Linked DNA regions of Homo sapiens: region 1 is linked to region 2. Evidence: chromatin contacts called from ENCODE Hi-C or POLR2A ChIA-PET data. All regions are on one chromosome and are shown on one strand. The core of a region is the stretch at or near the end of the contact, and the rest is flanking DNA. Distances in the headings are between cores, read along the strand shown.

What was found. A loop is a pair of places that touch in the nucleus more often than their neighbours do. ChIA-PET counts read pairs that join two places held with the same protein, here RNA polymerase II (POLR2A). Pooled maps may share reads with other maps.
Region 1: a pooled map shows a loop between it and region 2 (2.0-fold over the local background). The contact joins the promoter of STING1 here to the enhancer-like site in region 2. A Hi-C loop is called at or near these places in 2 of 50 pooled maps. POLR2A ChIA-PET finds 5 or more read pairs at or near these places in 9 of 52 experiments (A549, B cell, CD4-positive, alpha-beta T cell and 6 more).

Annotation. Positions count from the first base shown.
Region 1 is chr5:139,480,270-139,484,234 of GRCh38, forward strand. STING1 (stimulator of interferon response cGAMP interactor 1) reads right to left here and starts at 2,489. Exons shown (of 8, transcript NM_198282.4): 1 at 2,281-2,489; 2 at 1,941-2,033; 3 at 1,209-1,435; 4 at 890-1,073; 5 at 521-629. The coding sequence starts at 1,435. It also overlaps the pseudogene LOC101059986. RefSeq lists a silencer at 755-1,049 and enhancers at 1,652-1,881, 2,402-2,531, 2,542-2,661.
Region 2 is chr5:139,541,726-139,545,891 of GRCh38, forward strand. It overlaps a transcript of UBE2D2 not described here. Among named protein-coding and RNA genes, the nearest start is that of UBE2D2, 18 kb to the right of the region's middle. RefSeq lists an enhancer at 1,307-1,868 and a silencer at 1,742-1,831. Within about 2 kb of position 1,771, at least 22 of the 41 ENCODE cell types and tissues checked have a DNase peak (open chromatin) inside an H3K27ac peak, as active enhancers do; they include B cell and endothelial cell of umbilical vein, where a contact is called at or near this core.

The DNA of each region.
Region 1 (3,965 bases), core at 1,239-3,738, 61 kb before region 2:
TACAGCTGGGCTCACGCCTGTAATCCCAGCACTTTGGGAGGCTAAGGCAGGCGGATCACTTGAGGTCAGGAGTTTGTACCGGCCTGGCCAATACGGTGAAACCCTGTCTCTACTAAAAATACAAAAATTAGCCGGGCGTTGTGGTGGGTGCCTATAATCCCAGCTACTCGGGAACCTGAGCCAGGATAATCACTTGAACTTGGAAGGAGGAGGTTGCAGTAGCCGAGATGGTACCACTGCACTCTAGCCTGGGCGACAGAGGGAGATTCCTTCTCAAAAAGAAAAAAAAAGAATTCACAAGTGACCTTGGGCAAGTCACTTAATGGCTCTAAGCCCCATATTCCTTTCTGCAAACTAGGCATCATAGCAACATCCTTCATGCCTTGGGATTAAAGGATTTGGTAGACATGAAAATGCTTTGAAAAATATAGTGAGTTCTGTGTGTTTAGAAACACAAGAGGCTGTGTGTCTTAGTGTCTGTTTTGTAGATCGAGAAATGGGGGCAGAGAGGATGGCCCACCTGGCAGGATCAGCCGCAGATATCCGATGTAATATGACCATGCCAGCCCATGGGCCACGTTGAAATTCCCTTTTTCACACACTGCAGAGATCTCAGCTGGGGCCAGGCCCTGTGGACAGCAGGATGTGGCTGGGGGGCCTCCATCAAGGACACCCAGAGAACTCCTCCTCCTCCTCCAAGGCTTCCCAACCTGCTCCTGACTTGATCCCTCTTTTGCCATTGCCAAACCCACTGTTCCAGGACATTATAGGTTCTACTCCATGGACTCCAGCCTTTAAACCAGTCCCACTCCCAGTACTCAGCTCAGGGCAGGTCACACCAGCCACAGCCACCACTTGGCCAGAGCTTCTACCTCCCCCTGTGTCATACCTTGAGGCCCAGGAGGATGTTCAGTGCCTGCGAGAGGCCCAGGAGGGCAAGCATCCAAGTGAAGGGCGGGCCGACCGCATTTGGGAGGGAGTAGTAGAAATAGATGGACAGCAGCAACAGGGCCCCACGGCGGAGGGGGCAGCCCAGGCAGGCCCGCACAGTCCTCCAGTAGCTGCCCCGGTACCTGTGAGTGACAGCCAGACCCCAGACCCCAGCCCCCAGCCCAGCTCAGCCAGAGAGGTTCAAGGAGGGGCAGGGCTAGGCATCAAGGGAGTGACACACGTTGGATACCCCGTCCCTGGGTACTGCAGTGAGTCACCTGGAGTGGATGTGGCGCAGCTCCTCAGCCAGGCTGCAGACCCCGTTTAACAGCAGTCCCAGCTGCAGGGAGGCTAGGTGGAGCACCAGGTACCGGAGAGTGTGCTCTGGTGGCTCTCCTAGCCCCCAAAGGGTCACCAGGCAGGCACTCAGCAGAACCAAGGCTGCCTTCTGGGCCCCGTGACCCCTGGGACACGGGATGGATGGATGCAGGCTGGAGTGGGGCATCTGTGGGCACCAAGAAATCCATGACCATTCTCCCCTTGCCCTCCTGCCCTTCTGGGACTGAGGCTCTGGCTGGGCACTTCCTCCCAGTTCCCCTTTCCCTGGTGCCCAGCCACTCCCAGAGGCTGCTCTTAGAGACACCTCTAGGAGGCAGGCTGGGAATAAGTCACCCCAAAGCTCCTGTCTCAGCGAGGTTTGCTGAAAACAGAGCAGGGCCTGCACATACACGCCCCACCAAGACCCAGGGAGACCACAGGTGTGGTGAAGAAAGAAGGCAGCAACTATCCCAGACCCAGACTTGAAGCTGTCCTGTGCAGCCGTACCCAACCAAGAACCCTTGGGGACCTGGGTTCCCCTGTCCCCGGAACCCACCCCAGGGAGGACCTTAGTCAACAAAGTGGAAAACAGAGCTCAGGGAGTGGGGACAGGGCAGCCAGCAGGCACCCCCTCGCCTCTGGGTGCCAGGGGCCCTAGGTTTGGCGTTCTGCCAGGCTGATCTTGAGCCTACCTTCTGCCTCCCGGACACTGGCTGCTCTGGATGATGACGAGGAGAGAAGGCCCGGCGCTACGAGCAGCCAAGGGCAGCTTCTCTGAGTGCAGCCTGAAAATGAGATGTTAACAACGATTGGTTTCTCCACAACACTCTAGCCCTGGCGTTTCTCCAAACCGCAGCTTTACTGGTGCTGGGAAGGAGGGTATTTCCTGTTCCTCAGGAAGGGAGGTAGGAACCTTCCCTCAAAGCCCTGATGAGCTGGGCCTGAGTCCTGGGGTCAGGGGTGAGGTTTGAGAAAGCCTCCATTCCATTGCCCTTTGCTACCCCCAAACCAAGGGTGTTTAGAAACACTCACCGCAGTCACAGCTCTGAACAGCGGGTTCCCCTCAAGCCACCACGATCAAACACACTGTACCTAACACCTGAGCAGGACTCCACACACTCAGCCAAAGGCAGCACACACATCACACGATGATTCCCCGTCTCATATTTTTCTTCTGGTTTCCAGGATGCAGATTCTTTTTCTGAAAAGTGTGACCTAGGAGGGAGGAGTGAAAAATGAACAGTTATTTCCGGTAACAAGAGCTATTTTTATAAAGCACTTGGTGGGAGAGGAGGGGCACAGAGGAATGGGGGTTTGGCTCTTTGCAGGAAATGGCCACGCCTGTGACTTCTCCAAGAGAGCCTGCCGGTTTCTGCCCAGAAGGCGGTTGTGGGGATGATATTAGGTAGGAGCAAAAGTAATTGCAGGCCTGGCACAGTGGCTCATGCCTGTAATCCCAGCGCTTTGGGAGGCCGAGATGGGTGGATCACTTGAGGTCAGGAGTTCAAGACCAGCCTGAGCAACATGGTGAAACCCCATCTCTACTAAAAACAAAAATTAGCCAGGCGTGGTGGTGGGCGCTTGTAATCTTAGCTACTTGGGAGGCTGAGGCAGGAGAATCGCTGGAACCTGAGAGGTGGAAGTTGCAGTGAGCAGAGATTAGGCCACTGCACTCCAGCCTGGGCAACAAGAGCGAGACTGTCTCAAAAGAAAAGAAAAGAAAAGAAAAGAAAAATGATCTGACCTACATTGTTTGAGTGTAGGTTATAAAATCCCCATGCATCAACCTAAATTATAATAATAATAATAATAATAAAGTGTTTACCTTGTTCCAGACATTATGCCAAGTGTTGCATATATCACTTCACTTGTATATCATTTCACCAGCCACCCTGTCAGGTAGGTATAATTCTAGCCCCATTTTATAGATGGATAATCCGAGGCTCAGGGAGGTGAAATAACTGGTTTAAGTAATTGAGAGTGGGGACTTGAAGCCTGGTGGGTTGCTCCAAAGCCCAGCTTGCTCTGTGCCTTGATTTCATTCCAGTAATCCCAGCACTTTGGGAGGCCAAGGCAGGAGGATCACTTGAGCCCAGAAGTTTGAGACCAGCCTAAGCAACACAGGGAGATCCCATCTCTACAAAAAAAAAAAAAAAAAATTAGCCAAGCATGACGGAACACGCCTATAGTCCCAGCTACTTGGGAGGCTGAGGTGGGAGCATCACTTGACCCCTGGAGGTAGAGGTTGCAGTGAGTTGTGATGGCACCACTGCACTCCAGCCTAAGTGACAGAGTGATACCCTATCTCAAAAAAAAAAAAAAAAAAATAGGCCAGGCGCAATGGCTCATCCTTGTAATCCTCGCACTTTGGGAGGCCAAGGCAAATGGATCACTTGAGGTCAGGAGTTCGAGACCAGCCTGGCCAACATAGTGAAACCCCATCTCTACTAAAAGTACAAAAAATTCGCTGGGCGTGGTGGCGGGTGCCTATAATCCCAGCTACTCAGGAGGCTGAGGCAGGAGAATCGCTTGAACCCAGGAGGCGGAGCTTGCGGTGAGCCGAGATCATGCCACTGCACTCCAGCCTCGGCAACAAGAGTCAAACTCCATCTCAAAAAAAAAAAAAAAAAAGGCCGGGTGCAGTGGCTCACTCCTATAATCCCAGCAATTTGGGAGGCCAAGGCAGGCAGATCACCTGAGGTCAGGAGTTCAAGACC
Region 2 (4,166 bases), core at 521-3,020:
AACTAGAACAACCCTACAAAAAAAAAATAATAAAAATAAAAAGTCTCCGGGCTCAGTGGCTCACACCTGTAATCCCAGCATTTTGGGAGGCTGAGGATGGCGGATCACTGGAGTTCAGGAGTTGGAGACTGGCCTGGCCAACATGGTGAAACCCTGTCTCTACTAAAAATACAAAAATTAGCCGGGTATGGTGGCACACAACTGTAATCCCAGCACTTTGGGAGGCTGAGGTGGGCAGATCGCCTGAGGTCAGGAGTTCAAGACCAGCCTGGCCAACATGGCAAAAACCCATCTCTACTAAGTATACAAAAAGTAGCCGGGCATGGTGGCGTGCACCTGTAATCCCAGCTACTCAGGAGGCTGAGGCAGGAGAATTGCTTGAACCTGGGAGGCGGAGGTTGCAGTGAGCTGAGATGGTGTCACTGCATTCCACCCTGGGCGACAGAGCGAGACTCCATCTCAACAACAACAACAAAAAGTGTGAATTCACGAGTACCATTTGTTAGTGATAGTTATTCCTGGGAAGGTAGAGTGGTAGAGAAACAGGCTTACAGGCATGAGCCACCACACTCAGCCTGGAAGAATTCTATTAAGAGAAACTCCCTAACCTACTATTTTGTTAACCTATGGCATGATACAGTTTGTTTTGTTTTGTTTTGTGGAGATAGAGTCTCACTCTTTCACCTTGGGCTGGAGTGCAGTGGCAGGATCTCGGCTCACTGCAACCCCGCCTCCTGGGTTCAAGCAAGCATATGTGGCTAATTTTTGTATTTTTAGTGGAGATGGGGTTTTGCCGTGTTGGCTAGGCTGGTCTCAAACCCCTGACCTCAAATCATCAGCCTGCCTCAGCCTCCCAAAGTGCTGGGATTACAGGGGTCAGCCACCACGCCTGGCATGGCATGACATAGTTTTGACAAATAAAAGTTCTTTATAGAACACTCAGGTTCATAGCAGCATTACTCACAATAGCCAAAAGGTAGAAGTAACCCAAGTGTCCATCAGCAGATGAAGGGATAAACATAATAAATATCCATATAATTCAGACTTAAAAAGGAAATAAATTCTACACATGCTACAACATAGATGAACCTAGAAGACATCATGCTAAGTAAAATAAGCCAACTGTATGGGTTTGTTTCTGTGTTGTTTTAATAGTTTACACAAACATATGTAACTTTTTATTTGTTCATTGAGACGGAGTCGCTCTGTCGTCCAGGATGGAGTGCAGTGGCCTGATCTCAGCTCACTGCAACCTCTGCCTCCCAGGTTCAAGCGATTCTCCTGCCTCAGCCTCCTGAGAAGCTGGGACTACAGGCGCGCGCCACCATGCCTGGCTAATTTTTGTATTTTTAGTAGAGACGAGGTTTCACCATGTTGGTCAGGCTGGTCTCGAACTCCTGACCTCGTGATTCGTCTGCCTCAGCCTCCCAAAGTGCTAGGATTACAGGCGTGAGCCACCGTGCCTGGCATATGTTACTTTTTAAATTAAACAAAAATATTAAAGAAATTTTCATGGGGCTGGGGGAAGAAGGTAAACTTTGTGTGACACCCCTCCTTTATGAACTAATGGAGAACATATACCCTACATTAGTTACATTATTCTGGAAGATGAACGCTTGGCACAGTGAGCTGCCAAACTGTTAGGGTGTCCTCCTTTCCCCGCTCCACTTTATATCCATCTCTTTGGCCATTCTGCCTTCCGTGGGCCCAGCTTCCCTCTATACCCACGTAGATCCTGGATTGCACGTCAGTAGGCGGGCTGCAGAGGAAGGGCGCTGTTCTGGTTGGTCCTGGCCTTACCCCGCCGGAGGGCGCCAGCTGCCCCGGCGACGACACGGGGGACCGGACGGAGCCTCGGGCCGCCAGGGAGGGGCCTGGCTGCAGAGGCAGCTTTCTCACTAGCGACTCGGGCCTCTCAAAACCAGCCTTTAGGCATTTAAAAAGTGATACGGTTCACGCCGGTCTTCGCCACCAGATCCCAATTCTTTCCTGAGAGCAGTGCTGAAGTGACAATAGGCCCATAGCATTAAATGTCGTCTGCTTCCTTCTTCAAAGAAGACCGACTTCAACCAAAAGTTCAATTTCCTTAATGTAAATTAGAGGGAAATCAGCAATCACACTATCTGGAGTAGGCACAATTTGCATGAAGCCTTTGACAGGTGTTCACTTCATTTTCTTTTCCCACAGAGAGCCATTGAAGGCAGCAGGAATGTCAATGGAGTGATTTAGGGAACCCCACAGAAGACAAAGGATTTTTTTCTATTTCTTTGTTGTTGATAACAAAAGCAAAATATGCTTATTTAAACTGTAAATAATGTGACAGAGTATAAAGCAAAAAGTGAAAGAATCTTCCTTCACTTTCTCATGCAATTGCACAGGGATAACTAAGTAACTGCTGTTAAAAATGTGTTACTCATCTGTCTAGATCTTTTTTCTTTCTTTCTTTTTTTTTTTTTTTAATAGAGATGAGGTCTTGAGACGTTACCCAGGCTGGTCTGGAACTCATGCAGTCCTCCCACCTCAGCCTCACAAAGTGCTGAGATTACAGGTGTGAGCCACTGCAATTTTTTTTTTTTTTTTAGACAGAGTTTTGCTCTTGTCGCACAGGCTGGAGTGCAATGGCGCGATCTCGGATCACCGCAACCTCCACCTCCCAGGTTCAAGCGATTTTCCTGCCTCAGCCTCCCGAAGTAGCTGGGATTACAGGCGTCCACCACAATGCTCAGCTAATTTTTTTGTACTTTTAGTTGAGACAGGGTTTCACCATGTTGGCCAGGCTGGCCTTGAACTCTTGACCTCAGGTGATCTACCCACCTCAGCCTCCCAAGTGCTGGTATTACAGGCGTGAGCCACTGCGCCCTGCCAAGCTACTGCATTCTAACCACACACACACACACACACACACACCCCAAAATTTTATGAAGATTAAAGAAAACCTTTTATTGAGGTATAACTTACAATAAATAGTGCACATTTAAGTGTGCAGCTCCTTTAATTTTTTACATATGAATACATCATTGAGACTTTCTGTAACCCACTTTATACTGTAGTTTGCTTTTTTTTTTCTTTTTTTAGACAGTCTTGCTCTTTTGCCAGGCTGGAGTGCAGTGGCGCGATCTCGGCTCACTGCAACCTCTGCCTCCCAGGTTCAAGCGATTCTCCTGCCTCAGCCTCCCAAGTAGCTGGGACTACAGGTGTGCATCACCACGCCCGGCTAATTTTTTTTTGTACTTTTAGTAGAGATGGGGTTTCACCATGGTGGCCAGGATGGTCTCGATCTTTTGACCTCGTGATCCACCCGCCTCGGCCTTCCAAAGTGCTGGGATTTCAGGCGTGAGCCACTGCACCTGGCCTGCTTTCTTAACTCAACAATGCTGTGGTAGTTCTTCCATAGGGACATACAGATCTAACTCGATCTAACTCACGCTTTTTATGGTGGAATAGTATTCCATAGTATTAATTATGGTAATCTAATTAACTTTTCCCAATTGATGGATAGATTGTCTTCAATTTTATTATTTTTAGATATGATAGGGATCTCTATGTTGCACAGGCCGGACTTGAATTCCTGGACTCAAGGTATCCTCCTGCCTCGGCCTCTAGAGTAGCTGAGACTATAAGCATATGCCACTGCTCTCAGCTTTGTCTTCTATTTTTTTTTTTTTACTATTGCGTGTTACCAGATTTTAAATTTTCTTTTTTTTTTTTAATTTTTTTTTGTGGTGGAGTCTCGCTCTGTTGCCCAGGCTGGAGCACAATGGCATGATCTAGGCTCACTGCAACTTCCGCCTCCCGGGTTCAAGTAGTTCTCTGCCTCAGCCTCCCGAGTAGCTGGGATTATAGGCACCACCCACCATGCCCAGCTAATTTTTGTATTTTTAGTAGAGACAGAGTTTCACCATCTTGGCCAGGCTGGTCTTGAACTCCTGACCTCCTGATCCACTCGCCTCGACCTCCCAAAGGTCTGGGATTACTGGCGTGAAACACTGAGCCCAGCCTACATTTTTTTTTTTTTGGAAACAGAGTCTTGCTCTGTCGCCCAGGCTGCAGTACAGTGGTGTGATCTCTGCTCACTGTAACCTCCATCTCCCAGGTTCAAGTGACTATTCTGCCTCAGCCCCCTGTGTAGCTGGGATTACAGGCATGTACCACCATGCCCAGCTAAT